2 separate regions of the Mus musculus genome follow, and region 2 is linked to region 1. A link is a loop called in an ENCODE intact Hi-C map of the cell type or tissue named here. Cell type or tissue: gastrocnemius. All regions are shown on one strand. Each heading gives the region's core, and the rest is flanking DNA. Links, peaks and the distances in the headings are about the cores only.

Evidence for each region. Peaks named below come from ENCODE experiments on the same cell type or tissue, not always from the same donor. Only the 100,000 strongest peaks of a DNase experiment are listed, where the experiment ranks them.
Region 2: it touches region 1 in a loop (4-fold over the local background); 5 of 42 quality-filtered maps call a loop at or near these places.

Annotation. Positions count from the first base shown.
Region 1 is chr10:56,330,227-56,345,667 of GRCm38, forward strand. No RefSeq gene overlaps it. Among named protein-coding and RNA genes, the nearest start is that of Gja1, 39 kb to the right of the region's middle. In gastrocnemius, for the core only: a CTCF peak has its summit at 9,082 (motif pointing left); a DNase peak (open chromatin) is centred at 9,073.
Region 2 is chr10:56,156,398-56,171,838 of GRCm38, forward strand. It overlaps Tbc1d32 (TBC1 domain family, member 32), which reads right to left. Exons shown (of 33, transcript NM_001033385.3): 15 at 14,447-14,574; 16 at 5,614-5,815; 17 at 4,738-4,820. Among named protein-coding and RNA genes, the nearest start is that of Msl3l2, 57 kb to the left of the region's middle. In gastrocnemius, for the core only: no CTCF peak of the experiment used is centred there; DNase peaks (open chromatin) are centred at 8,251 and 11,543.

The DNA of each region.
Region 1 (15,441 bases), core at 4,208-12,207:
GTTTGTTGATTTACAAATGTTCAACATTCCCTGCATTTCTCTGACAATGTCTACTTAACCAAAGTGGATGATCTTTTTGATGTGTTTTTCAAGTATTTTATTGAAAAACTATTTCATATGGGATATTGGTCTATAATTCTCTTTCCCTGTTGGGTCTTTACGTGATTTAGGTGTCAATAATTGTGGCTTTATAAAAATAATTAGGAAATATTTCTTCTATTTCAAATTTTGCAGAATAATTTGAGGAGTATTGGTATAATTTTTTCTTTGAAAGTCTGATATAATTCTTCATTGAATCCTTCTGAGTTTAAGTTTCTTTTGCATAGAAAACTTTTAATTATTGTTTCTATTTCACTAGAGATTATGAATCTGTTTAAATTGCTTATGAAATCTTCATTTTACTTTGGTAGGTCATTATGATTTTCTGGATTGCCTTCTTGTCTTTTGGTTTTTTTTTTTTTTTTCCTTTTTCCGGAGCTGAGGACCGAACCCAGGGCCTTGGGCTTGCTAGGCAAGCGCTCTACCACTGAGCTAAATCCCCAACCCCTTGTTGTCTTTTGCAATGTTGCCCTTTTCAGCTCTAATTTTATCAATTTGGATTATCTCTATCTTTTAATTACCATGGTTTATAGATTTTTCTCAAAGAACAACTCATCTAATACACTTTTTGGATATTGCTGTTTGTTTTCTATTTTACTGATTTCATTTCTTGGTTTATTTCTTGCTAGCTATTCCTTTTGGATGTTATTTCTTTATTTTTTTCAGGAGTGTTCAGGTGTAGCATTAAGTTGTTAATGTGTGATAGTTCCAATATTGTTATGTAGTCAATGCTATGAACTTGCATCTAAGAACCACCTTCATCATGTCTTATAAATATGGATATGTTGTGTTTTCACTTACATTCTGTTTTTTAAAGCTTTTAATTCTTTAATTTCTATCTTGACCCATTTTTGGGTTCAGTAATGAATTTTCAGTTTCCATGAATTTGTAAGCTTTCTGTTGTTTCTGTTGTTGATATCTAGCTTTAGTCCATGGTACTCAAATAGGATGCAGGAAGTTGTTTCAATTTTCTTGTCTCTGTTGAAGCTTGCTTTGTGTCAAAGTCTGTGATCAATTTTGGAGAAACTTGTGAAAGTTCCATGAGGCATTGAAAAGAACCTGTATTCTTTTGTGTTTGGGTGAAATGCTCTGTAAATATGTGCTGGGTCCACTTGATTTATGGCATTTTACTCCAACATTTCTCTGATTAGTTTTTTTCTATTTAAGTCATCTATTAGTGGAAGTCAGGTATTGAGGTTATATACTGTCACTGTGTAAAAGACTGTGTGATTTTAGCTGTAGTGGTCTTTATGAACTCGAATGCCTTTGTGTTTGGTGAATAGACAAGAGGAATTGCCATATCCTCTTTGTATATTTTTCCCCTTGAGGAATATGTGTTATCCTTAAATGACTATATCTGCTTTCTTCTCGAGTCTGTTTGCTTGAAATATCTTTTTCTATCCTTTAGCCTAAAGTTACCTGTACCTTTGATGTTAAGGTATATTTCTTATAGCATAAAAACAAATCCTGTTTTCAAATCTCATCTGTTAGTAAATGCTCAACCCACAAAATGCCCTCACAATGAACTCAAAGCTCAGTTGTTATAAACACAGGCTACACACCTAGATGGGGCAGAAGCACCCTAATTATCATTTAATCGTCTATCTAAGAAATCCCCAATACTTATGGCTCCCAGTAGTATGTGATTCTGGCTCCTCTGCTTCTCCTATAAATTCCATCTTACCTCTTCTTCTGTTTCCCTTCTTCTCTCCTCTGTACTCATCTCTAAAATTCTTAGCCTGCCTTCCTTTTCCACTGCCCAATCACAAGTGCTCACCTTATCTTTTGCCTGCCCTCACCTACATATAGAGAGCAATCCACATCCCCCCACTCCCTGCTTTTGTCCAGTTAAAAGGCTCTGTCCTCTCAAATATAAATTGAACACAACTTTTGCCATTTTGTAATTTATAAAGTATAAAATACACCTTGCATCTAGTCCATCATTTGTGTCAAATAAATTTAAACATTCTGTTATCTATCCAAACTTTAAAAGGCTTAAAATCCATGTTATGTTATGAAAACTACCTTCACAAATATATTTTTTCAATGTTAAATAGACTAGGTTGGCTATGAACCTATAACTAGTCTTTCAACCCCACCAGAAATCTGAGAATGACCAATATCTGAAACTATTAGAAGCTTAACACAGCCTCTAGAACTGTGGGATGCTGCCATTTTAGTTATTTCCTGCTACACTTCTTCTACCTGGATAGGCATCTCCTTTTTTAGATTAGTGTAATTTTCTTTATGATTTCACTCAAAATATATAATTTTTGGTTTTTGAGGTAGGTTTCTTCTTCTTCTTCTTCTTCTTCTTCTTCTTCTTCTTCTTCTTCTTCTTCTTCTTCTTCTTCTTCTTCTTCTTCATCATCTTCTTCTGCTGCTGCTTCTTTCTTCTTCTTCTTCTTCTTCTTCTTCTTCTTCTTCTTCTTCTTCTTCTTCTTCTTCTTCTTCTTCTTCTTCTTCTTCTTCTTCAGTGCATTTAGTAAAATCTATTAAAAATCAAAACAGCATTCCCTAAACCCCAAGAGACTGTTTGACTTTTAATAACCAGTGGAAAAAGAAGACTATGAAATAATACCTTTGTATTTCTGAATGGAAATTGTTATCATATGGAACTTATACATATTCAAATTATCAGGCATTAGGTAGAATAAGGTTATGTAGATATTTATGACATAAAGTTTAGAATATACCTTCTGCTATGTTTCTCAGAAAGTCACTAGAAAATGTCTCAAATATGAAACAAATGAGCCTAAAAGTACAGAGATGAAGGCATAGAACATAGAATACCCCATCTAGGAGAGGGAAAGGAATCCTCAGGTGAAGGAGTGGCTCAAGCCTAACAGGTGTCCAGTCCATTGTGAGCAGGCTAGAAGTCTTCCACGTAACTTCTTCCAAAATGTGAAGTGAGTAGAGCCCCAACAGACAAGCCATAAAGCTGGCTCAAGCCACTCCTGGCCCTACTTGCTCCCAGATGCATTCTTCATTGGTCCCCAGCTCTGCATTTTCAGTAGAGATGGCCCACTGGTGGATTTTAGCATCCCATGTAAGCACACTGTGCCTGAAGGCTGTGGTAAGGACTATGGCAAAGAAAATTGGTGATTTCTTTATCCTCTTCCTAGGGCAGCTTCTTCGGTATTTTCTTCACTCCATTTTCTACCTCTAGCCACCCTTAGACACGGATGCTGCAGGTTCACACCCTGGGGTACGGTGATACCACCTTTCTGCCTTTTTTCTCTGTCCTTGAGAGAAAAGCTAATCCTTATGGTGCTATTGCTACCACGATAATTACTTCATTGTCTCATTTTTGTTCCCTAGCTGCTCATTGTGTTCCAAATCTTTGCATTAAATTCCCTTTCATGTGAATTCTTGAAGTGCTTTCAGCTTTTCACAATGAGCACTGGTTTATGTTCAAATTGGAGGAAAGTGACTAGGAAGCTAAGAATAGCAGCAAACCCAAATAATTAATAGCATAAATTTGGGCAAGAATGGGTAGTTGCTCATACATTACCATGTAGTTCATGACTTATTTTTATTTACATAAATCAAATAATACAGAGTATTCATGCTGTTATAAGTAAGAGACAATATAAGTCATCTAGTCGTCTTGATATGATATTAAACTCATCTGTTTGTCCGAATTTCACAACATGATAGATCAGGCCATAGACTTTCTCCTATAAAGCAGGAAAGAGACTCCTTTCACTTCAAGTGCTAAGGGTGACTTCTCCCATCTGGTAACAAAGGTTAAAGGAAGAATGTGAGGCTCTGGCTTTGGAAATCTAAGAAGAGAGTAGCTCTCCAAACAGGTATCAGAGTCATCTAGATCAGTCTAGCTACAACTATGGATTTTAATTGTTAACTTCTCAGGGGTGGCAGGTGGAGAAAACTCCAGCTTTGGGTAGCTGTGATTTAATGGACAGAACACTATGAATGACATGGGGGGATGTTCAGAAAGCTGTAAGGAGGCCAACTGAATTCAAGATTAGGAGAGCAAGCTCATTCCCACAAAGAGCTCAGGTCCAGTAGTGAGATCAGACAAACAGTACAGTGCTTAGCACTGAGACCAAGAAAATCCTGCTTTCCACCATTCTCTCAACAACCGCCTCCAAAAAAACTCCAGATTCCTTCCTCCACCCTTCCCCCAAAAAAATCAGGTGGAGTGGAATAATCCTATCTCGCAAAAGATGTTACATTGATATGAACCCAATTGGAAAGCAGAATGCACACACATCTTAAGTAAAACAAGATAAATTGTGTTACCCCCAACCCCAAAAGAATGTTTTTTTTTCTTGCTAATCCTACCATTTCAAATTAAATTAGGTTCATACCAGTGTCTGTGTTTCTTGACTCTCCAGGAAACATAATAAAGCTGGGTTTTCTTGCTCACTGGAGTTACAGTAGAGTCTATTTGCTACCTCACAACAAAAAGCTTTAGAGTTAGAAGCAAAGGTCTTATCTGCAAGCAGGCTGGAGCATTGGGAGCTTAAATGTCAAAGCAGAGGTGAAAGCTGAAGACAGAAGGACAGTTCTAAGTCCACTTGACCTTAGTGGAAATCTTGATATCTTGTCAAGGACTCATCTCCCTGCATTTGGACTCTGGCTTCTACTCCCTTCCCAAACTTTAACGTCGCAGCTTTACATCGGGTCATCTGTAAAAATAAACCAAAGAAGGACCCCAAGTTCCCTGTGGCATCCATAGAACAGTCTCAGTTGCAAATTTATAATGAGTTTGGTTGCAGCTTACTTTGTAGAAGGATCATAACAGTAAAAGTCTGATGAAAACGCAATATGTCAGCGGACAAGAGAATGTTTCATTGCTGGATATAATGATGCCAACATGCCTATAATCTCAGCACTTAGAGGTGTGGGTAAGGTAAGTGCCATGAAATTGAGACCAGACTGAAGTACTTAGTAAGTACCAGGTCAGCAAGGATGCAAAGCCAATGTGTGTAGGGAAGGGGATTATTTTCAATAGGAATAACTCAGAATTCAGCACTTGCTTGTATCTGTGGGTGGTCAAAATAGATGCATGAGGAAGAGGGGCAGAAGGAAAGCTAGCCCTCCCAGGAGGGTGACTTCCTTTTATAATTCGAGGAGGCCCTGCTTATCCAAGACCTTATTGCGTCAACATGTACTTTTTTGTATGGTTTGAATTCTGTAGGCCCTCAACAAAACTGTGGAGTTGGGTAATAGTACTTTGAGATTTATAACTTTCCTTTAGATAGATTTCTCCCTGTCATTTTTACAGTGTGTGATAGATGGCACAGACGAGAAGCTGTGATTCCAAGAATTAGAGCAAATCTGCAAGGTCACATTACTGGAATATGAGGAGCTAGAATTCAAAACCAAGTCTCGCGGCTGCAAATCCCTTTCCACTCCAATTCCTCCTCGGATTGATCTGATTTGCAACAGGGCAATAGTTCTCCAACCTTAACTGTGCCCCAGTAAATTACTCATGCTTTTTCTTTATCATCGAAAAGTAGTTTGTCAAGAATCACTGTCAGAAACCCTTAATCTGGTAGACTCACTGCCCTTCTAAATTTAACTCTCTAGCAAATTATGCACAGGCAGAAATTCCTTGCCCTGCAAGCTTTAGGTTCTGAAATTTTCTGCAGTGCGTGACAGACCTTTTTGGTCTTGTTATATCAATGATGTCGTCTCAAAGAATGCTTTGAGAATAGATAATGTCACCTGATTGATGGGATCAGATGTGGCATGAGACAATCAAGTATCAGTTTAAGAACCAAAGCAAAGAAACACCTGATGCTCTCTGAGGTTCAATAAAGCAAGGTGTCCATCTCTAATGATACAAATGCAATTGATAATATGATGTGTGCTTATCCACCACACATGCGGGAAGCTTCTCTGAGGGTTTGAAATCAAATATTTCCATTGTATTCCAAAGCCAGCTCCAGCCCAGCAATGCTGACCCACTGGGGGTAAATAATGTGTTTTAGAACATAAAATATTTATCCTTACTATGAAAATGGATAAGGACATTTAAAAATATTCAATATGTTACTTTAAGAAAAGAATGAGGATTTTAATAGATTGAGATATAAATTATATTCCTTTTAGTGTACAGAATGTTTTCAATATGGCAGTGATAGTTTAAAGCAGTTTAAATGATGAATTTTTCAGAGTGGTTACGTAATAATAGTCACTACAAATATTGTGACTACTTCTTCAAAAGGTCTTTTCATTGGGTTTTGTCTTATAATGGAGGCCCATGTTTTAAAAGATGGTCAAAATATATTGAGTGTGGAATCCATTCTTGCTTCCCTAGACCCCATTGTAGTGGTCCCTATGTCTGTGTCCATAATAGGCCTGGAGTGTCTGCCTACTAGTTTTAGTTCAAAGATAAATAAAGTAAGATGAAATGAAATAAAATAAAATGTACACGCACCACACATACTTAAAATTGACAAATACTAATTAGTTTTTTCATTATATATTCAAATGGGTAATACCTTAATATTATTTTTGATAAAGAGAATAGTAATTTACAGTCAACTTAATGTTTTGAGGACAGTTGTTTGGTTTGGGTGTTTTATTTGTGGTTTAGGGTTTTTAAGATTTTATTTGTTCTTAGGGGAGGAGGGAATCCATGCAGTGATGCACAGGAGGATAATAGAGGAGAGTGGTGTGGGCCCATTCGCTCCTTCTTCCTTTGTATGGGTTCTTGGGTTCTTGGCCAGATCCTCAGGCTTGTGTTGGTGAGTGCTTTAAATCACTGAACCATCCTATCAGCTATCCTATTGACTTTAGTTTGGTTTTGAAGACAATGTCTCCCTACTCAGTCCGGTCTTCCAATTTTTAATCTTCCTGCCTCCACTTCCTAGGCTCGGATTATAGATAGGTGTCACCATGAATATTTCAACCCAATGTTTGAAATACATTATGTTTATATTTAATATTTATGTATTATTAACATATAATAATAATTATTATTATCTAATATACATATGATTAGGATGTGCACTGATAGTGTTTGGGAATGCTTTCCCAGAAACCACTAAGTCCCCTATGTAATCTAAAATTACAAAGAAAGATCCTGTCTCAAAATAAACCAACAACCCAACAGAAATAATTAAATAGTTAAAATAACAACAGTGGCCTGAGCCTCATAGTGAATTCCAGTCCAGGGGGGACTATAAAGACCCTGCTTTTAACACACACTCCCCAATAATAAAAATAACAGTCAAATGTCAGTATTATTTTTCTTTGCACCATTTCTGTAATTGCTACTTTTTTTTCTTTGCCACCATGGCATGTGCACTTGACTATGTTTCTTATTTTCTAGTCTGTTTGGGGTTTTGTTTGTTTGTTTCTTGTTTTCTGTTTCATTGTTATTGTTGTTGTTGTTTTGGTACAGGGTCTCACAGTGTAGCGGCTGCTGGCCTGGAACTTGCTAAGTAAATAAGCTGGGCTCTAACTGATATAGATCTGCCTACCTCTGCCTCCAGAATGCTGGGATTAAAGGCATGTACCACGCCACACCCTCTCTTTTTAACAACAAAATCTTACTTTGCAGTTCTAGTTACACAAACCTTCACCACACAGCCCAGGCTAGTCTTGAACTTCCAGTCTTCCTGCCTCAACCACCCCCGACCCCTGAATTACAGATTTGGGCCTCTCATACCTATCGCATCACTTCACAAGATCTTTTGGATTAAGAAGATCCTTGCCAAGAAACAAAAGCAAAATTCTCCCATTCCTTCAGTGATTGGAAGAAAGATAGTATAAGATCATGTATAATGGAAGAGAGGACACTGGAGAAGAACCGGGCTAGGATGCTAGGACCAGCGGTTGGGATACAGTGCATATTTGTCACTCTATCCAAGTCTCTCTATCATCTCGCCACAGTAAGACGCAAGTGTCACCCTCTCTTCACAGTTGAGCGTGTTTTAATGGAAGCCTGGCTTTTAGTTTACTATCATTTTTTTTTTTTTTTTTTTTTTTGGTCGAGGCGAGGTTTTTTTTTGGTTTGGTTTGGTTTTTTGGTTGTTTGTTATTTTGTAATCTTGGCTGTCCTGGAACTTGCTCTGTAGACCAGGCTGGCCTCAAACTCACAGTTCCAATTAGCTCTCACTACCAAGTGCTGGGATTAAAGGTATACTCCACCACTGCCTGGCTTGATTTTTATTTACCTATTTTCCCTGAATTAGTTAGTAGGTTGTTTCAGAAATAAATACTTAGCTGGGCGTGGTATCCCACACCTGTAATCCGAGCATTTGGGGGATGTAGGCAGTATGTTTAGTTCAAGACTGTTATCTACTACATAACAAATAGACTGAGCTACATGAGACCTTGTCTAAAACAAATAACAACAACAACAAAAAGGAATGAATGAATGAATAGATAATAAATAATGAAATATACAAAATGTAATAAAAAATTTTAAAACCTGCTAGTGCTGAGGAAAAACTACTGTATGCCACCTTTCTCCCTTCACAGGCACTTCCTGGCAAACCTCTCCCAAGCAAGAAGACTCATAGCTTCTTTCTTCCCACTCACCCCCCCCCTTTTTTTTTCTTTTATTGGATATTTTCTTTATTTATGTTTCCCCTCTGGAAACCCCCATCTCATTCCCCCTCCTCCTGCTTCTATGAGGGTGTTCCTCCACCCACCTACTCACTCCTGCCTCCTCGCCCTGGCATTCCGCTACACTGGGTCATCTAGCCTTCACAGGACCAAGGGCCTCTTCTTTCTCCATTGATGCCCGACAAAGCCATACTCTGCTACATATGTAGCTGGAGCCATGGGTTGCTCCATGTGTACTCTTTTGGTTGGTGGTTTAGTCCCTGGGAGCTCTGAGGGGTCTGGTTGGTTGATATTGTTCCTATAAGGTTGCAAACCCCTTCAGCTCCTAGTTTCTGTTGACAGGGGGAGGAAGGAGTAGCTTGAATAACAGAAGTAACTCAACAGCAGCTCGCAGCTCCGCTCTGTGGTATGCTCCCTCCCTCTAGTGGTACATTCTGGAACTGCACCTGGCCAGACAGCCCTACTACCCTCAGGTAGAGGAAAATAGAGTCCTATACTCAACCGGCTAACCATTCCCTGTCTCCTCTGTTTCCTAGAACAAAATTTTATTAGAAATGTAATAGAACTTTGGAAATAGAATGTGGTCACCTTGAGGGAAAACTTAACTATACAATAGCAGCACACAGTAGGATAACCTTCAAGATAACAGGAACAAAACTTCACAAATTATGAGGGTTACCCGTCCATGTCCTTTCAGTGTGTCATTTTGTTATTGAATTTTTTAGCTAAGTTCATTCAAAATAACACATAAGAGCTTAAATATTAAAGCATGTTAATGAGATAATGTGATATTCCCATGCATGTTTACATTTTACAGTGTTTGGGTCACTGTAGCCTCAGCTAAACCGCTATCTCACCAAACAAGTGGGTCACCATTACCTTACTGTGAAAACTTTCAAAATGCTTTCTCTAGTCCTCTGAAAGTTCTGTTCCACTGTCTCTCATCACACCGCTCTGCCCTGTACCAGAATGACCCACACTAGGTAAAGGTCCTATATTTGTGGTTCTCTACCCTGTGATTTCAGGGTCTTAGAAACTACACGTGGAGTTGATGGTCGTTGGAATGACCAGCACAGGCTCATAGAGAGTGGCAATATTATGAGGTGAGACCTTGTTAGAGTGGGCATGGCCTTGTTGGTGGAAGTGTGTCACTGGGGATGGACTTTGAGGCTTCAAGTGCTCAAGCCAGGCTCAGTGTCATTGTCTGTCCCTACAGCCTGCTGATCTGGACGTAGACTTCTCAGCTACTCTCCAGCACCATCTCTGTCTGTGAGCTGCCATGCTTCCCTACATGATGACAATGGACTAAACCTCTGAACTGTAATCCAGCCCCAAGTTAATGCTTTCCTTTATAAGGCTTGCTGTGATCATGGTGTCTCTTCACAGCCATAGAAACCTTGACTAAGACAGAGTTCAAAACGTAGACTCAAGCACAATAATCTACCAGTGGTTGAGATCAATAAGCAATAGTTTCTAGGCCCATCAGTTCTTTCATATCGTTTCTTTGAAAGGTCCCTCATCCGTGCAAACACCCTCTCTGCCTACCCCACAGGTATGGGAGAGGAACTATGGCAAGGTTCAGAAGTGCTGGGGTACGGATTGGTCACAATCATCTCCTCTAAAGCTTGGACAAAGAAATAACATCCTTTCATCAAGCTGAAGTTTCAGAGGGTGGCAGCCATAAAACTTTATCACAAAATCAGTTTGTCCAATGGACTTTATACCATTTCCTCTACCTCTAACTAAGCCAGCAGATGAATTGAAAATTTTCTATAAGTATTAATAATTCAGCATTGATAACATACCCAAGCATGAGTAAGATATAGCATTCTTGATACTTTACAAAAAGATTGACATTGTAATATGTATATATTTTACATATATATACATATATATATTACAGAAGCTTATAACCATGTACAACAAGTTCCAAGCACCAACAATGGCGTCATTTCGGCTATAGATAGATAAAGAAGCTTTAACAGGAAATCCAAATATTTAAATGGAAATGAACATAGTCACCATTATATCAGGTACAAGAAACAGCTTGCTTTTCTACCAGGTTTAATTCCATCTGAGGTCAAGGGGCCCTTCTCTGTGGTGTCATGTTTATTTTTCTCACCAGCTCCTTTTTCTTTTCTTTTTTTTTTCCTGTGATTAAATCTTTTTTATTAGATATTGTCTTCATTTACATTTCAAATGCTATTCCCTTTTTTAGTTTCCTCTCCGAAAGTCCCCTATACCCTCCACTCCACCCCCACCCCCGACTAGCTCATTTTTCTATGTGGTGGTTTGAATATGCTTGGCCCACGGAGTGGGACCATTAGGAGGTGTGGCCTTGTTGGAGGAAGTGTGTCACTGTGGGCATGGACTTTGAGATCCTTCTCCTAGCTACCTAAGAAGCCAGCCTTCTTCTAGCTGTCTTCAGATGAAGATGTAGAACTCTCAGATCCTCCTGCCTGGACACTGCTATGTTCCTGTCTTGATGATAATGGACTGAACCTATAAACCTGTAAGACAGGTCCAATTAAATATTGTCCTTATAACAGTTGCTTTGGTCATGTTCACAACAGTAAAACCCTAAGACAGCTAGCTTGCTTTCTAGTCTTGTTCAGGGACTTCTTGTCAACTTTGCCACCCAACCTAGCACTGCAACCTCTTCCCTAGACCTAGATACTGAGCCCTAAGTTACTTTTGTGATTGCAAGTAAATGCTACATTACACGAGTGTAATTTCTTTGCTCACAATGGTTGTACCAGCATAGATGGCATCATACTCTTCCTCACTACTTAACCCAAAGAATGACTGACATATCCCAATCACTAAAATCCCCTTTCCACTGACCCATGGTCATTCCCAAGCTTTCTTACTTTCCTAATTTTCAGAAGTTCCTTTGGGAGTTGTTTTTTAATTCCTGCAACAAATCCTAAGTGGTTGGATGAATGAATGAATAAATGAATCTTTCTGTCAATCGCAGGTATTATTTATGGCTCCTGTAGAAGAATAATATCCTTCAGAACAAATAAAAATGAATTTAATGAGATACATATTGAAAGAATATTTCTTCAACCACTGTAAAACTGATGCTTGGATGATAGGATTTAAGCAGTTACTAGAATTCCAATCTGAATGCAGAGAATCTCTCAGCTATCTATAGTAAACATATGTAAAAATATGGAAATTATGAGGAAAATAATAGGATAAAACTCCAAAAATACTCATTTTATGAATAATGGAATTCCAATAGTTTTGAGCAAATTATTATCATTTTAATAGATTTCCCTAGATTTGTTTCCTTTTGCTTTTAAACATACACATGCACACACTGTTTATATTACTTTATTTTTTTCCCTCATGGCTTTTTATTATACAATAGTCTTTCCTCATAAACATAAAAGCTACTTTAAAACATTCATTTAATAGTCCTGTAATACATTTTATATTCTTTAAATTTATAGTTCTTATATTATTGGACAAAAGGATTACTTAAGTTGTTTTTGCTTTGTTTAGGCTTTTGAGCAAAGCATTATAACTAAAGCAATAATTAGCACTTGAATGTAAATCTTTTCACTGTCTATTTCTTAACATTGGTTATGGGTGTTATTAAAGGATGAAATTGTACCATGTTCATGTGTTTATTTTCTGGTAAGCCTTTGTTTCCCTTTTTTGTAATGATGCCATCTCCCCCATAACTCAAGTGGGTGTGAGAAAGGCCAAATCCATCTTGAGCTCTAGAGCATGAAAGAGGGCATCTACAGACATCTATAGTGTTGCGACCTCCTTGCAGTGATCAGGTCAGAATGAGGCGGTGAGCCTCCTTCCTGGTCTTTTCTATTAACTCTGTTGGAAGTTAGTGCCTGTGCACTAAGGATGGCCAGTTGGTATGAATCCAGATCGGTTCTCAACCAGCCACAGAAGAAAGGCGGCCTTTTCTGGAAGCCAACACAGAGGAAAGGCAGAAGACGCCACTGATGGAAGGAGGAGATTCCTAGTAACATCATCTAATAAATGCCCCTTTAAAAGCCAGGGAAAGGGGATCTGTCCGATGGTTCACACCTTTAATCTCGGCACTCAGGAAGCAGAGTCAGGTGGATCTCCGTGAGCCTCGGGCCAGCATCGTCTACCCAGAAAGCTCCAGGGCAGCCAGAGCTACAAAGCGAGGTACTGTCTCAAAAATAATATAATTTCTATAGTATAGCACGTGTGGTACAATACAGTGTAGTATAGAATAACTAGTATCGTACAGTATAGTACATTAAGTATAGCATAGCATAGTACAATTTAGTATAATTAGTAAAGTACAGTATAGTATAATAGGATACTGTATTGTATAATTAGTAAAGTACAAAATAATTAGTATAGTATACTACAGTATAGTATAGTACAGTATAACTATAGTGTAGTATAATTAGCATTGTATAGTATAATTAGTATAGTACAATTTATACTGTAGTATAACATGCTCTAATATAACATCAGTATAATATAATTAGTATAGAATGGTATTTAGCATAGTGTAATGAATATAAGTGGCTAGTAATATGACTCAATGCATAAAGGTGATAGCTGCCAAGTCTGAAGACCTGGGGACCAACATTATGTAAAGAGAGAACTGACTCCCCTGAGACTGAGACACACACAATAATAATAATAATAATATTCTAGCAAAATTATAGGGGAAAGAAGTGTTATTACAACACAGTCCAATGAAATTCAGAACATTATTAGATCATATTTTGAAATCTTACACTCAAAAAATCAGGATAACTTTTTAAAAATGAACAAATTTCTAAGTGCATATGACCTACCAAAATTAAAGTCAAGATATAAATAACTTAAACTTATTGTAGGAAATGAAATCAATAGCCGGGCGTGGTGGCACACACCTTTAATCCCTACACTTGGGAGGCAGAGGCAGGCAGATTTCTGAGTTTGAGGCCAGCCTGGTCTACAAAGTGACTTCCAGGACAGCCAAGGCTATACAGAGAACACACACACACACAAAGCCAGGACCAACCAGATGAATTCACTACTGAATTCTATCAAACTTCAGTGATATTAAAATTGATATTATCCAGACCTTCTTAATTTTTCCCACAACAGAAAGGTAAGAAACACTAAAAAAAAAAAAAAAAAAGTCATTATATGAAGTCAATATTACCTCAATACACAAAAAAGGCAAAGAGACAACAAAGAAAACTACAGACTAATTTCCCTGATGAAAGTAATTGAAAATTCTCAATTTGGCAAACCAACACATTAAAATTATACATAATGACAAAGTAGGCTCCATCACAGAGATGCTAAGTTACTTTAACATGCACACATCAGTAAACATAATACACCACATAAACAAATTTCAGGGTGACAATCACATAATCCTCTCACTAGATGTAGAAAATGCTTTGGCAAAGTTAATCATGCTTCGTGATAAAAGTCCTAAAGATATTATGAATAGATGGAACATACCTTAAAAATAATAAAAGCAATATACAACAAACCTATAGCCAATACTAAATTGAGACAAGTTGAGAACTTTTACTCTAAAATCAGAAATGGGACAAAGATACCCACTCTCCCCTCTCTTATTCATATTAATGTTCAAAGTTTTAGATATTGCAGTAAAATGAGAGAAAGACAAGGGACAAAAACAGAAACAGAAGAAGCCAAACTGTCTCTTTTTTAAGACAACATTTTCCTATGCTTTAAAGACCATATAGAACTTACCAGATAGCACTGAACTCTCATAAACACTTATGTACTGTGGCAAGATACAAAATAAGTATGTATGTATGTATGTATGTATGTATGTATGTATGTATGTATGTATCTACCTATCTATCTATCTATTTAGTTATTGTGAAAATAACTATACAACAAGAATTAGTCTGCTGGGCAGTGGTGGCACATGCCTTTAATCCCAGCACTTGGGAGGCAGAGGTAGGCGGATTTCTGAGTACGAGGCCACCCTGGTCTACAGAGTTACAGGACAGTCAGGGCTACACAGCGAAACCCTGTCTTGAAATGTTTTCCCGCCAAGAAAAAAAAATTAATCTACAGTCACAATGTGATACCCATCTGCATTACTTACTTTTTTGTTGCTATGTAAAAGAAACAAACAAAACAAGATAAGAAACAAAAACAATCACCATAAGCAAGAAGCAGAGAGTTTGAAATGAAAGTGGCAATCTTGGGAGCTTTTAAATCCTCAAAGCCTTCGTCCAGTGACACAGCTCCTCCAGCAAGGCTGCACCACATAACTCGCCTCACACAGCTCCCCTAACTGGGAATCAAGCATTCAAATGCCCAAGCCTATGGGGAGTGTTCATCATTCAAACCACCGCATTTCTCTGTGGCTCTCATAGTCCAATAGCCATGTCATAATGTACAATGCATTTCATCCAACTTCAAACTCCTCAATGGTCTTTCACAGACTTAATACCATTTAACATGTCCAAACCCAAAGTTTCTTCTGAGACTCAACATTTTTTGTAACTTCTGTAACACTAAAAAGGAAATCACATACCTCTAAGATATAGAATATGCATTTACTATTCTGAAACAGAGGAATGGGGACCCATCAAGGAAGTACTGAATCAAAGCAAAACCTAAACTCAGCAGGGAAATTCTAAGCACTGTTACTAGGTGGGACCTCATTAGAAAAGGTGTGTCACTGGGGGAGAGCTTTGGGGTTTCAGAAACCCAAGCCAGGCCCAGTGTCACCCTTTTCCTGCTGCTTTCAGATGCAGATATAGAACTCTCAGCTACTTCTCCTGCACTGTGTCTGCCTGT
Region 2 (15,441 bases), core at 5,068-13,067, 170 kb before region 1:
AGTGAGTATTCACCTCAGGTGCAGCACATTGACTAAGTTCTCAGTTTCTCTTGATGATTCTGCTGCCTTTGAATCCCCTGCACCTCGACTGTCCATTGTTTTTGTGCATTCTTTTTATTAAAGTATTTGATTTCTCGTGTTCTAAAGCCTAATTCACGTGGTTTCTCTTTTATTTTCATAAGTTTTAATTTTATTTGGAAGTGAATAAAACCATGCTTTCTTAGATCACAATTTTAAGACTGAAAACTTTGGCAGAAGTAAAAAGAGAAAGAAAGAAAGAAAGAAAGAAAGAAAGAAAGAAAGAAAGAAAGAAAGAAAGAAAGAAAGGAAGGAAGGAAGAAAGAAAGAGAGAGAGAGAGAGAGAGAGAGAGAGAGAGAGAAAGGGGAGGGAGGGGAGAAGGAAGGAAGGAAGGAAGGAAGGAAGGAAGGAAGGAAGGAAGGAAGGAAAGAAAAGAAAGCAGAAACCGTAGAAAAAATTGAAAACCACTATACTCCATAGATATATTGCCCAATTAAACTTTTTAAATAGTATTTCCTCCAATTGAGAAAAATATACAATTTGTTTATGAATTAAAATATCATTCAGAGTACCAAGAAAGTTAACTTAAATCACAGAGATCAAGCAAACAGTAAACATACAAGCAAGAGCAGCCCAATAAGGACATCACGTGTTAGCCCCAGGCACTCTACTGTAGATAATAAGATCTGTCAGGTGCCACACAGTCCAGAAGGTACAGGAGTGATAACTTCAAGAACCGGTAAGAAATGTTTGCCTGCCCCGACACTGATATACAATTAAACTACTTAAGTATAAGAACATGTGTTTGGGGATAGGAAACACTTTGTGGTAATGGTGTGGTTTGAAAGAACAGCTACTTCTCAACATAGAAAATTAGCTGGGCATGGTGGCACACACCTGCAATCCCAGTATTTGGGAGCCAATGACAGAGGTAGGAAAATCTCTGAGAATCTGAGGTCAGTCTGGCTTACATAGTGGATTCCAGACCAGCTAGGGCTGCACAGTGAGAACCTGGCTCTCTATCTGAGAGGACTTGTATGAGGACCTGAGACTGAACCCCAGCAGCCAGACAAGGAATGGGGAAGAAATTATGAGGCCTGCGGTAATGCTCTTGTCTTTGGGAGCCTGGATTTTAGCAAGACCTTGCATCCAGTGTAGTAGAATGCCCAGAGATCATCTAGATCTATGTACTCAACTCACTATCACACTGTGTACTCAGCCTTGAACCTGCCTTTACAACAACAATGGAAACTACCTTATCATTGATTGCATTTCCCATGGAACCAGATTTTACCACCTAAACTAAATATGTTGCTTTAACCTTAAATTATTATTCCATGGCTCTGATACAGAAGTGTGTGTATGTCTGTGTGTGTGTGTGTGTGTGTGTGTGTGTGTGTGTGTGTGTGTGTGTGTTCTCGTGCATATGGTAATCATTTTCTGAAAGTAGCCAGGAGACTAAAAGCAATCTCAAAATAAGCAAATAGCTACAAATGTTAGAAGTGACATGTGGATGGATATAGGATGGTAACATATGTGCTTCTTTCCAATACCCTTCTGAGTCAGTTGGAATCAGTAAAGTAACTTCTAGTAAAACTGTTCAAGATTTCTATAAAAATGTATTCATCATCCCTTTCATGTACTATGTTTTCTATGTTCAATAAACAAAGAACAAAGCTCTCTGTTAGGGAAAGACACAGGGATAGATCAGACACAACAGAGAATGCGGACAGGAGTCACAAACTAAAGATGAATGAAAGGCAGTGAAGGAAAATGGAGAATTCAAATTAGGACTCACTCTTGGACTAAATTAAGTCTCTTTCTTCATTCCTTGACATGACATTGATGCCAAGGCCCATCCCTGCCTGAGGATTTCTAAGCAGCTAATTGTGGTTGTGAAGGGTGAAACATTGTCTTCAATGGTGTGACATCTCGTCAAGTGTCCATGCGCCAGAAACAAACCCTCATTCTTGCTCCTATAAACAATCCAAATGCAGCCAACTGGCATAAGACCAGAATACAAGGCACGTTGAGGAGCAGAAGGGGATTAGCAGAGATGGAGTAGAAAAGAGAAGAGAGAGGGGTTCTGTTATAGACATACACTTCATACATGTATACAATGGCATAATTGAAGCCATTATTATGTACAATTAGCATATGCTAATGAAACACTAAAATAAGTTTTAGAAAAGTTAAGCCAAGCGACTCACACAGGAACATGCCTATGAAATATATGTCATTAAGTCAATGAATTAGTCATAAAAGCAATAAAAAAGATTCCACATTCACCACATGTAAAACAGGAAACAAATTACATGAGTGGCCCCAGTACATAATGTAGAAGAGTGTATATAATTATGAAAAATAAGTGTTGCCATGCTTTAATAAATCTTCTCTGTGAATATTTAACTGCCTTTCAAATGTTAATAAGGGGGCAGAAGATCTGGCCACTGAGTTTTATTGTTCTTTCCCTTAGGAGGCAGCAGCGGTGAATGGGGTGAAGCAGCAAACTGCATGCTCCACTAGTGTGCTCCTTTGAATGAGAATGCCCCCCACAGACTCAGACTTGAATGCTTGGTCATCAGGAAGAAGCATGACTTGGGAGGAATTAGGAGGTGTGACTTTGTAAGAGGAGGTGTGGCTTTATTATAGTAAGTGTGTCACCGGGGATAAGCTTTGTGGTTCAACCACCCAAGCCAGAACCAGTGTTGCTGCCTGAGCATCTGGACATAGAACTCTCAGTTGTATTGATGTTTTGGCTTTTCTTGAGACATTGTAATGAGTAATTTATGTCAGTCTGACTAAATTTGAAGACTAGCTAGAAAAGTGATAAAGCATTATTTGTGGGTATATCTGTGAGGTTTTCTCCAGGGGATTTTGGTGTACAAATCTCAGTAGACTAAGTGGACATGATCTATCTTCAGTGTAGAGAAGGTGCCATTCAATTGGATGAGGGTCCAGATAGGAAGACAACAGAGAGCTTAGCCCTAGGAACCCAGGAGCACTCTTTTGCCCTTTGAAACCAAAATCACCAGTTTCCTGGCCTTCGCAGCCCAAATCTCACAACAGAAGACTCTCGACCCTTGGACTAAGCAATATAATCAACATCCCAGAATCTACTCTTCAAATATCCTATCCTACATAATAGTGGGAACGAATACCCCTACTTGATTCTCTCCTCACTCATACATTGATCCATGAATCTATCCTACTGGTTCTCCCTAGAAAGCTCTAATCAACACAGATAGTAATAACAGAGGTTAGGAAACATCTTCTTCCCTAGCACTACTTTCCTGTAAGCACATACTCATAGGTAACATTGCCTCTTTCCACCTATTAATCACTCTGTATTCTGTATGAAGGAAGAATGAATTTATGGCTCTTGTATTCAAGAGTGCCTCTTTTCCAGTACACTCCATCCATAATGGCAGTTCTCAAGCTCTGGGTAGAAACCCTTTTGGGGGCCATATATCAAATATCCTACATATCATATATTTACATTCCATTATAGTCACAAAATTATAGTTATGAAGTTGCAATGAAAATAATGTTATGGTTGGAGGTCACCACAACATGAGGAACTGTATTAGGAATTCCAGCATTAGGAAGGCTGAGAATCTCAGCTCCATAGGAAGCAGCTCCCTCTAGCAAACATGAATTCTGCTCTGTTTTATGTGCAATGAAGTTGATGACAGTGAGGTGTGCATCTGAGGAAAGCATACGTCTACAGATGGGGGCTGGACAAAGCCTGTCTAATTTCTCCATACTCTCAACAAAAAGGAGAAAAAGAAGCAGTGGATGCGTTTGTTAACCATTTTATAAATAAACAAACATGAAAATTCCAGAGAATGAACTATATTGAACCTTTAAACTTTTCCTAGCGGTAGCTCACACCTTTAATCCCATCACTTGGGAGGCAGAGGCAGGCGGATTTCTGAGTTCGAGGCCAGCCTGGTCTACAAGGTGAGTTTCAGGACAGCCAGGGCTAAACAGAGAAAGCCTGTCTATAAAAACCAAAAATAAACAAACAAACAAATAAACAAACATTATTAGATTTTATAAGTTAAGCTCTATCCTATAAAAGAGAAAGAAGCAAGGTCAGCATTTAGCAAAGAAGATCCCTTAAAGCCGCCCTACTATGATCTACACTGTGCCAAAGCTCAACCATAAACTAAAGGAAAAACTTAGAAAATGTAGATCACTAAACTTTAGTTTAATAAATTATTTCCTTGTTAACCTAACATCATAGCCACTTAATATTTCTAAAGAAGCACAAATATATACAGTGAACTACTAACCTACATAATTGTCAAATGCTGAAACCATAATTAAACTGCACTCTTGCCATATTTTGAAAACTAAGTAGATCTCTCTACCGTGTAGAAACATTTTACTTCTACCATCCATGCAAGATCCCTTACCAGTTTTATTATTTGATAATTCTCTGATATTTCTGAAAACTTTATAATCCACCAAGCTTCCTAACACAAAATATAAATACAGGATGAGGTAAAAACTATTCACTATTTCTACATTTGTAACAACTATCACATAATCTATAAATAATAGTAATTGTATAAAATGTAATTTACCTTGAACGTGTACATACACAGTTTAACCTCCTGGAAAATGTTTTTCTACCATTTTCCATTGCATTTCAATTATTTCTAAATTATCTCAACAAATACAATAGAGAGATGCCAAACAATAATAATTACCTGTTCGGAGACACCTGGCTCACTGAGGAAACAGAATCAGAGCCCTCTACTGGAGTGGGGATCCTTTCTGATAGCAAGCTTGTCTAAGAGAAATTAATGGGTTAGTTCATTTTTCTGCTTTTCTGACCAATGACGCTATTCACAAGATTTCTAATTCTGTAGTTCTGTTGTTAATCCTTGATCTCTTTTAAGTCAGTTGCTTTCAAAATTAAATTATCTGGCTCAATGAAATTGAAAGACTTAGCAATCCACTGGTTTGTATATGGCTCCTGCTGCATTGTGTTCTTGATATTTTAATCTTCACAAAGAAAGGGACCCTATACAAAGAAAATTCACCTCAAACTTCTGCTAGCAGAGTACAAACTTTTGTGGTAATCAGTTAAAGACTTAGACCCTAGCTCTACTGAGAAGGAGGTTCTGAAGTCACCCTGTGCCAAGTTAAGAAGTATGGATAGCTAATACCAACTACCACAATGCTGGAGAAGTAATATTTAACCTAGCATGGTGGCACACGCCTTTAATACTAGCACTCAGGAGGCAGAGGCAGGCAGCTCTCTGTAAGTTCAACACCAGACTGGTCTATATAGTAAGTTCCAACCAGAGCTCCATAGTGAGACTCTGTTTCAAAAAGAGAGAGGGAGAGGGAGAGGGAGAGGGAGAGGGAGAGGGAGAGGGAGAGGGAGAGGGAGAGGGAGAGGGAGAGGGAGAGGGAGAGGGAAGGGGAGGAGGGAGGGAGGGAAGAAAGGAAGAAAGAGAGAAAGAAAGAAGAGGGAAAGAGAGATACATGTACCATTAAAATACCCTATCTATGATAAGGTATTACAATGATGTGTAACTGAAATCAAGGTCTGCAGGGAGGGAGTCTGAAGCACATACCTTCTTCCATGCCTTTGCTATGGATTCATGTAAACCATAAGGAAGCAACACCTGTAAGCCTTCGCAGGTACCGTAGATCTGACGACACACAGAAATAAAAGCTCCTTTAACTACAGGCAACATTTCCGATCCAGAAAAAATAGAAATATCTTCTTCAAGAAGTTTCTTTGAAAACTTGGCTATTATATGAGCACCTGTAAGACTAAAAAAAGACCACAGATGTGACCCCAAACCCAATTGAGCCTGACATCATGGAGCACTAACAATACAGCTTGTCTCCACAAGCTCACTTACTTTTACATATCTCATAGGCTTTGACTAACAAGTCGGTATCCCTGATTCACCAATGTGCACATGTCCAGTCATGACAAAGGTTTCTGTAGAACACAGGAAAGGGCAACCAGGTGGGAGAAACAGCAAATCTGATGATACTTAAAAGAGACACATGGATGCCATGAACCAGGTCTATGCATGAGTGTTCTTACTTTTACAGTGAGAATACCGTATTATTTGAGCTGTTGCTACCTTCCCCATTACAATAACAGCATCTCAACACCCTATCTCAAAGTTTGAGATCGTTTCTCCAGCAAATAATAGTAGCGGAGATGGGGAAAAAAATGCTTCCAATGTGAAAGCTGCTGTTTTAAGTATTTTAATGTGCTTACATTGTTTCTTTTTCTATAATCCTTTAAAGCGGGAGAATATATGTACAGATTACAGAAGTAGCTTGCATAATAGGACACAGCTAATGGTGAGAGAGAAGCAAGATCACTTAGTCTGTCTAACCCCAGAGAGAAGCAGTACTGACACTTTTTCTAGATTTTTAAGAAAGCAAAAGCAGTAAGCATGAGATGTGAGAGAGCCGTCTAGCCTCCAGTGCCTTCCGCCGCAGCTGTATAAACACATTTCCATCCTTGCCTTGCATATGCAACCCAGTGTACACCTCCAAATAACAAAATCTCTATTTTAAATGTAGTGTATCCACACAAAAATTACAACTTTTAGTTAGACAGCCCATATCAAACTTCTCTTTAGTCTCTCAAGGAAGTCATTTCCCCTAGATGGGTTTGTTTAAATTACACTCCCTATAAGTCCTGCGGGCTATGCCCTGTGATTCATACTCCCTGTGAAGTTTTTCTCCAAGTCAATGACTCAATAGTTTTTTATTTGAATAACTGTTTCCCCACAGTATCTTCCAACCCATTTCCCATTTCCTCAAATGTTCTCGAAGATAATAATTAGGTCTGAGGCTTGAACGTTAGTTCTTTGTTTCTTCCTTGGTAAATAGCTTCATTGGTGATGTGTGCCTACTGCATAAATCACATATTTGGTGGCCCCACTTTAGGTGATATTAAAAGTTAGCCTGGCAGATGACACCACGCTTGCATTTCTAGTAAGAAAGGCTTTTTCACCAAATGATTTTAGTAATTATTGTAGTGATTGCCAAGATTTCATGAAGAAAGACTTCATGAATATTTTCTGATTCAAGAATTTTGTTGGTATTAAGCAACTAGACTTCTGCAAAGAATGTTTCCTGGGTAACTTGTTAAAATACAGTGTGTAAATGAAAGTTAGAAAAATATTCTAATATCAATTTGCAAAATAATAAATATACTTGGTATCATAGCAACATCAAAAAGAAATTATTCAGTTCATGTGTGCTTTATTTTTACTATTTTTATTATTTTAATATCTCTTTAATCAATGTTTTTATAGACCTAATAATATTTTACCCTATTGTACCCATTACTTTTTGACCCTTAAGTTACATGTCTTAAGACAATAGACTCTTTCTTGAGGAACTTTTGGCACTATCCTGCTAGTTTTAAACAGTTACCTTGTTTTCTAGAGTAAAAATTATGTAAGGATGATTCTGTATACTTCTTATTTCTGACCTAGAAACAGTCATTTCTTCAAGGCTTCCTGTACCCCCTTATGGGGAAAAAAGAAAGATAAATATCATTCCTTCTAGGTCTTTGCCAGGGTAGTGACCTGAAAAAAAAATCTTTTTAGAAAAAAAAGGAAGCTCATAATTGCATTTCCATTATGTGCTGAACAGTCAAATTTTTGTTTCTTTAATTTTATGATTTTATATTGTATCTTACACTGAAAAGTCTTAGTGCCAAATGCCATTACCTAGTCATCTATTATCCATAACAATTTTAAAATAACACCAATACTGCTTCTAAAAATACCAAATGCAGCTGGCATTGAAGATCATTTCCCTTACACTACACCCAAATACAGTTCAATCACGTTGAGAATAGCTGCAGTAATTCTCTTTCTACACAACTTTGTCACTAACCAGCCTGTGAAGTTTCCTTACTTGTTTGTCTCACAGGTTTTAAAACTTGTGAGTTCTTTCTTCTTTATTTTGTTTATCATTTGGAGCCTAAAGCAACTATTTAATTGTAACCTAAAATCTAAGTATGATCAATGTGTATCTCATGGAGAACATTTCTCCATGTATGGTTTCTTCTGTTGCCTGGAACTAACGGTTTTCCTTGCCTTTCAATCTGTCTAAGCAATATAAGCAAATGGATGGCTCTTACTGTCCTGCCCACAGAGGGCAGTCTGTAAACATTCATTTGTGCTTTCTCCCTTTGCACTTAATGCCAACACTAACAGCATAAGCTGTCCAGAAAAACACTGCCAATTCTGTGTGGGGGGTGTGTGCTTAACAAAGTCCCGGGACAACCTGGAGATCAGAGGACAATTGCAGCAGTCACATCTCTAGTTCTACCATGTGAGTCCCAGCAATTAAATCCAGGTCATCAAGTTTAGTACGAAGTACATTTCCCTGCTAAGGTATTCCCTAGCCCCCTAATTCCTTTTTACAGCTAGCAAGCTGCTCATGGCTCCAATGTGAAAAACAAAATTTAATGAGCCGGACTCTTTCTAATTGCATTTGCAAACATTCCAACCTTTCTACTAAGGAAACAATCAGGGTACCACACAATGATAATCAGAGGTCACTTTTGGTAGTTTATATCTTGTTTGTCCCACTTCAATGTGACAGAACCTTTCTTTAAAAGCAAAAATACATACACACCCTAGAGGCAGTACCTGGCAAACCCCTGATTTATCCAAATTAATAATATCCATACAAAAACAGAGAACCTATATAAGGATATAAGGCGAGGCATACTAGCACTTTTCTTTTTAGTTTTTCTAATCAGTAACTTTTTTTAATTTTATAAGCTTTGCTACTGAAAACAAAAACAAAAACCTTGCAAATAAATAAATTTGTCACATACCCAAATTACCCAGACTCAAAGTCGATGCTACTTAATGATCTTACATACAGTTAAGGTTGACAGGTTGACGGGGGATCATAGTTCAAGGCTGGATTATATTATTAGTGAGGCAATATTTTAAAAAGGAAATGATTTTGTAGAGGGTTAAGTAATAGATGAAAAGATCTTAGAATTCATGATAGGAGAAAAATGTTCCTTAAAAAAAGAAAAAGATTGTTAAATACTTAACAGCTCCAGTTCCAACAAACTAAAGGCATAATGTCTCTCTTTCCTCCATAAATTCAAAAAATTCATAAGTAAAACTAGTTTTTAAATGCATAAAAACCCTCCAGGAGAAAGCAAATGGGAAAGATAATGGGAAATTTTGGACTTGGAATGCAGAAGAGCTGAGTAAACCTAGAAAGTGCCAGTGGCCAGCCACAGTGCAACAGCTAGATTCATCAGACCTAGAAGTCTGATGAACTAAGTATCTCTGTGAGTGGGAACAACCAAACAACACTGAAAGCATGCGTGCCTAGAAGGAAGTTTATGGAAAACTATAGCCTCCAGGTTCCATTTAAAATTGCAAGCTGCCAGCCCTGGGACTTCTTGGAAGGCACAGAAATCAGGAAACAAGAGGGAAGAGCAAATCAAAATGCACACACTGAGGCCTGAGATCCAGCACCGCGTCAACACTAACTCCACTGAGATGTGTGGGTGTTCAGGCACAGGACTGCAGGAGGCTTCTGTAAGTGTGGGTGTTCAGGCACAGGACTGCAGGAGGCTTCTGTAAGTGTGGGTGTTCAGGCACAGGACTGCAGGAGGCTTCTGGAAGGTTTTTTCCAGTAAAATTCCATGCATTTTCAACAACAACAACAAAAAAAGTAATGACCACAAGCGACAACTGCCTTTGTAATCCTTACCAACAATTGTTTTAGACACCTAAGGGGTAATAAACCAAAACAACAGATTAAAAACAAATGAGGGGAAATGAGAAAGTATGAGGTGAAATGTCATTATCCACAGAGGTGAAAAAATTTACTCTGCTCTAAGAGCAATAAGATGTTCTGCTTTTAACACACCCACTCACCCACTCACTCATATAGGCACACACACACACTCACATATGCACACACATACACTCATATATGCACACACTCACATATCCACATACACACACATATGCACACATGCTAATACATACTCACATATATATAAACACTAACAAACACATATATGTTGTCATATACACTCATATATACATACACTCGCATATGCACACACATACACTCATATATGCACACACTCACATATCCACATACACACACATATGCACACATGCTAATACATACTCACATATGCATAAACACTAACAAACACATATATGTTGTCATATACACTCATATATATATACACTCACATGTACACACACATATGCATGCATACTTACATATGCACACAAAAAACTCACATGTATGCATACGTGCACACACAAACATGATCAGCCCAGGAAGATTGTTCGGTAGGCAAAAGCACTTGCCATGTGAGTGCTATGCCCTTAGTTTGATCCTCATAATTCTATCAATATATAAGAACAAAACGAACTTTATAACGTTCTCATTTGAAACCCACAAATGTACCATGGAACATGCATGTCTGTGAGTACAACCATGTGTGTGCATGCATACACACACACACAATGCACACACACACACATGTACAAGCATATATGTAAACTAAATCAATAATATCAAAATATGATTTTCTGGAAAAAGCCACAAAATTGTTCAGTTTTAAGTTAGTAAAAATAAGAAGAAGAAGAGAAGAAAGAGAAGAAGAAGAAAAAGAAGAAGAGGAAGAGGAGGAAGATTAATAATAAGTAAAAAACACTAGCACCAGAATGAGAGGTTACATTTCTCACTACTGATTCCAGGCACTATCAAGATAGCAAGAGTGCATTATTGATAACATTAAACTATGTATAGATAAATAACTACATCATTTCTCTATAAAATACAACCTGCTAAATTCCACACGAAAACTCTCAACAGGTCTACTGAAGAAATTAAGTAATTAAAAGGATTAGATAATTCAAGGTACACGTTATCTCACACATGAATACTATCAAATACTTAGAGAAGTTATAACAGTTCTCTAGAATTCTGGCACACGAGAGAAGCAGGAGAAATCATTTCTAACTTTTTTATTGGATATTTTATTTATTTACATTTCAAATGTTATCACCATTCCCAGTTTCCCCTCTGGAAACCCCTTATCTCATACTCCCTCTTCCCACTTCTATGAGAATGGTCCCTCACCGACTTACTCCTGCCACTCCACCCTGACATTCCTCTACATTGGGGCATCAGGCTTTCCGTGAACAAAGGGCTTCTCCTCCCATTGTCATGTGACAAGGCCAACCTCTGCTACATATGTGGCTGGAACCATGGGTCCCTCCTTGAATACATTTTGGTTGGTGGTTTAGTCCCTGAAAGATCTGGGGGGAGTGGGGTCTGGTTGGTTGATATTATTGTTCTTCTTATGGGTTGCAAACCCCTTCAGCTCCTTCAGACCTTTCTCTAACTCCTCCATTGCAGACACAGTGCTCAGTCCAATGGTTGGCTGTAAGCATCCACCTCTGTATTTGTCAAGCTCTGGCAGAGCCTCTCAGGAGACAGCTATATCAGGCTCCTGTCAGCAAGTATTTCTTGGCATCCACAATAGTGTCTGGGTTTGGTGTCTGATTATGGGATGGATGTCCTGGTGGGCAGGTGACATCTGCCCAGAATCTTCTGGCTATTATAATCTCTGGTGAGAAGTCTGGTGCAATTCTGATATGTCTGCCTTTATATGCTACAACCTGCTAAATTCCACCTTTTTACCTTACTGCTTTTAATATTTTTTCATTGTTTTGTGCATTTGGTGTTCTAATTATTATGTGATGGGAGGATTTTCTTTTCTTTTCTGGTCCAATCTATTTGGAGTTCTGTAAGATTCTTTTATATTCATGGGCATCTCTTTCTTTAGGTTAGTGAAGTTTTCTTCTATAATTATTTTGAAGATATATACTGGCCCTTTAAGTTTGGACTCTTCATTCTCTTCTATACCTATTATCCTTAGGTTTGGTCTTCTCATTGTATCCTGGATTTCCTGGATGTTTTGGGTTAGGAGCTTTTTGCATTTCCATTTTCTTTGACTGTTGTGTCAATGTTTTCTATGGTATCTTCTGCACCTGAGATTCTCTCCTGTATCTCTTGTACTCTGTTGGTGATGCCTGTGTCTATGATTCCTGATCTCTTTCCTAGGTTTTCTATCTCCAGGATTGTCTCCCTTTGTGATTTCTTTATTGTTACTATTTCCATTTTTAGATCATAGATGGGTTTGTTCAACGTTTTCACCTGTTTGGTTGTGTTTTCCTGCAATTCTTTAAGAAATTGTTTTTTGGTTTTTTTTTTTTTTTTTTTTTTTTTGGTTTGGTTTGATTTGGTTTGGTTTGGTTTAGTTTAGTTTTTCAAGACAGGGTTTCCCTGTATAGCCCTGGCTGTCTTGAAACTCACTCTGTAGACCGGGCTGGCCTCAAACTCAGAAATCCGCCTGACTCTGCCTCCCAAGTGCTGGGATTAAAGGCGTGCGCCACCACTGCCCGATTGGGCTTCTATCTGTTTATCTCTGTTCTCTTGTATTTCTTTATGTCCCTTTTAAAGTCCTCTATCATAATCAAGAAATGTGATTTTAAATCCAAATCTTGTTTTTTCACTGTAGTGAGGTATTTAGGACTTGCTGTAGTGGGAGTACTGGATTCTGATGAGGCCAAGTAGCCTTAGTTTCTGTTGCTTAGCTTCTTGCCCTTGCCTCTTGCCATCTGGTTATCTCTGGTGTTAGTTGATCTTGCTGTCTCTGACTGGAGCTTGTCCCTTCTGTGGGCCTGTAAGCCTGCAATCTTTGGTGTGGCAGCACTCCTGGGAGACCAGCTCTCTCCTGGTGGGATTTGGGTGTGGGGGATTGTGGGACAGTCAAATATGGAGATAGGAAGGATCCTGTCCCCAGCTGCTATGCTGCCCCTGTGCCCTGTGAGCTCCTGGCATGCCCCCCTTTGGACAGTTACTGGTGTTTAACTAGCGGCCTCACCTCTGAGCTTAGGAATAAGAGCACTCCTAGGAGACCAGTTTTCTCCTGGTGGGATTTGGGTGCAGATAGCTGTGGGTCAGCCTTAGCTCCTGGGCCCATTTCTAACTTATGAAACCAACATTGTAGTAATATCAAAGAACAAAGATATTCCAGGTTCCAAGGCTAGTGTCATTTGTCAATGTGACAAAGATCCAGAATAACCACTAGAAACTCAAAGCCACGATGGGAGAGAGGAATGGGTACCACAATCAGGTATGATTTAGCCCCTGAGTATGGCTGCTTGGCATTTTTTTTTTTTAGGTATTTTCCTCATTTACATTTCCAATGCTATCCTAAAAGTCCCCCATACCCTCCCACCCACCCCCACTTTTTAGCCCTGGTGTTCCCCTGTCCTGGGGCATATAAAGTTTGCAAGTCCAATGGGCCTCTCTTTCCAGTGATGGCCGACTAGGCCATCTTTTGATACATATGCAGCTAGAGTCAAGAGCTCCGAGGTACTGGTTAGTTGATAATGTTGTTCCACCTATAGGGTTGCAGATCCCTTTAGCTCCTTGGGTACTTTCTCTAGCTCCTCCATGTGATCCATCCAATAGCTGACTGTGAGCATCCACTTCTGTGTTTGCTTGGCATTTAAAAGCCAATTAATGTAATTAATGTAATTTATCATATCAACTGGCTGTGCATATTATAGTCATTTAGGGAAGCAAGGTCTGAGGCACAGCCTGCTATCTATTAAAGGGGAAGTGGGGTAGAATCTGAATAAATTACAGCAAACTGAAATAAGAGTATAATGCTAAAATAAAAATGATCTATTATTCTGCACTCGGCCAAAAAAATGTCCATGTTGTATTTAAGAACTGAGATCTCAGGGTGGCATATATGATGCCAGTTTTAATAACCAAGAGTAAACACTTTCATAGGTTCACAGGTTTGCTGAAGTATCACACCATCAGAAGCACAGAGTCTAGAAGCACGTGAAGTCTACTACGGGCAAAGGCAGAGCTAGGACAGGGTAACAGAAGAGGAGGAAAGGTGTGCCTTCTCCTTTATGAATCTGTTTGACATGAACTAAATTCTTGTGGCTTCAGACGGCTGTGAGATGGTATTGGATCCCATCTGGAATGATTGCTACTATCCTTATTGTGAGCTAAGATTAGGTAAGAAAGGGTCTGAAGAGGTGGCTCCATTGTTAAGAGCACTTACTACTCTTGCAGAGGATCCAGGTTCCCAGCACTTGCATGGCAGCTCACAACTGTCTGCAGTTCCCCTTCCAGGGCATTCAATTCTACTCTCCAGGGATGTCTGAATGCATGAATGTAGTGCATATAAAGTCATGCAGGCATATATACATACATACATAGAAAAACAATAAACATGTAAAAAAGACTTATCAAAGATAGTTTAATGTGGACCTGTTCAGGAAACCTGAGTACTCCCAAATAGTTAAGAAGATTAAAACATGCACGCACCTTTCTTCTTCAGAAGAGTTCATATTTTCTCCATACAGAAGTAAGATGAGTCCTTCCTCGACAGAAGCGATTCTTGCCAAAATATCAGCTATATGAATTAGAGCTGTCTCAGAGCAATCTGGAGCAGCCTGCACATTAAAAAATAAAAATAATAATGATGACAAGACAAATCATATAATTGTACGATGTAGCAGAGGTGATGTATGCAATCTAATAAAGTTATATCGCAAGTACAACAACAGAAACCTTCACAAATGCCGGTTGTGAAATAACATATCTGAGGTACATACAACATTAGATGATACTCTTTTACTAGCTGTGCTGATGAGGCAAATCAACCCAAGATTTTCACATAAGCCAGTTACTGAGAATCACTGTCTGTGTTACAGATTCAAGTGTAATTCTGGCTACCAAATGTGATCTAGTTCCATACCAATCTGCATTATCTTCTATTTTTCAGGTACCACATTCCTACAAATTCATTGTGTCATATATGCTAATACACTATGGTTTTGTCTAATTGATGCCATCCCCTTATATACCTCGCTAGATAAAGGTTGACAAGGGACAGCCAGTTCACAAGTTGGATAACAGCCAATAATATCATCCACTCAGAAAACAAATTGTACCAATAATATCTGCTTACTTTAAGTGGAAGCATTAACAGATTGGCCAACTTTTAAGAAAATATCAAAAACAAATATTAAAACCTAGAAATTATGTTAATGATGAAGTTGGCTGACAGAAACTCCCATTATCTACTTATTGCTTTATACCTGCATGGATGCTGATATCCATATTCTATATATTTTAAAATGTGATTATATTAACTGATTTAGTGGTGATATGTCCATTGTGGGTGGTGCCATTCCCTAGTTTGGATCCTGGACTGTATAAGTGTAGGAAGATTGCCGAGCAGTAATATGTATTTGTCTCCATTCCTTAACTGTGGGAAACAACATGAATGGGTCCTTCAAGCTACTAGGTCCCAACCA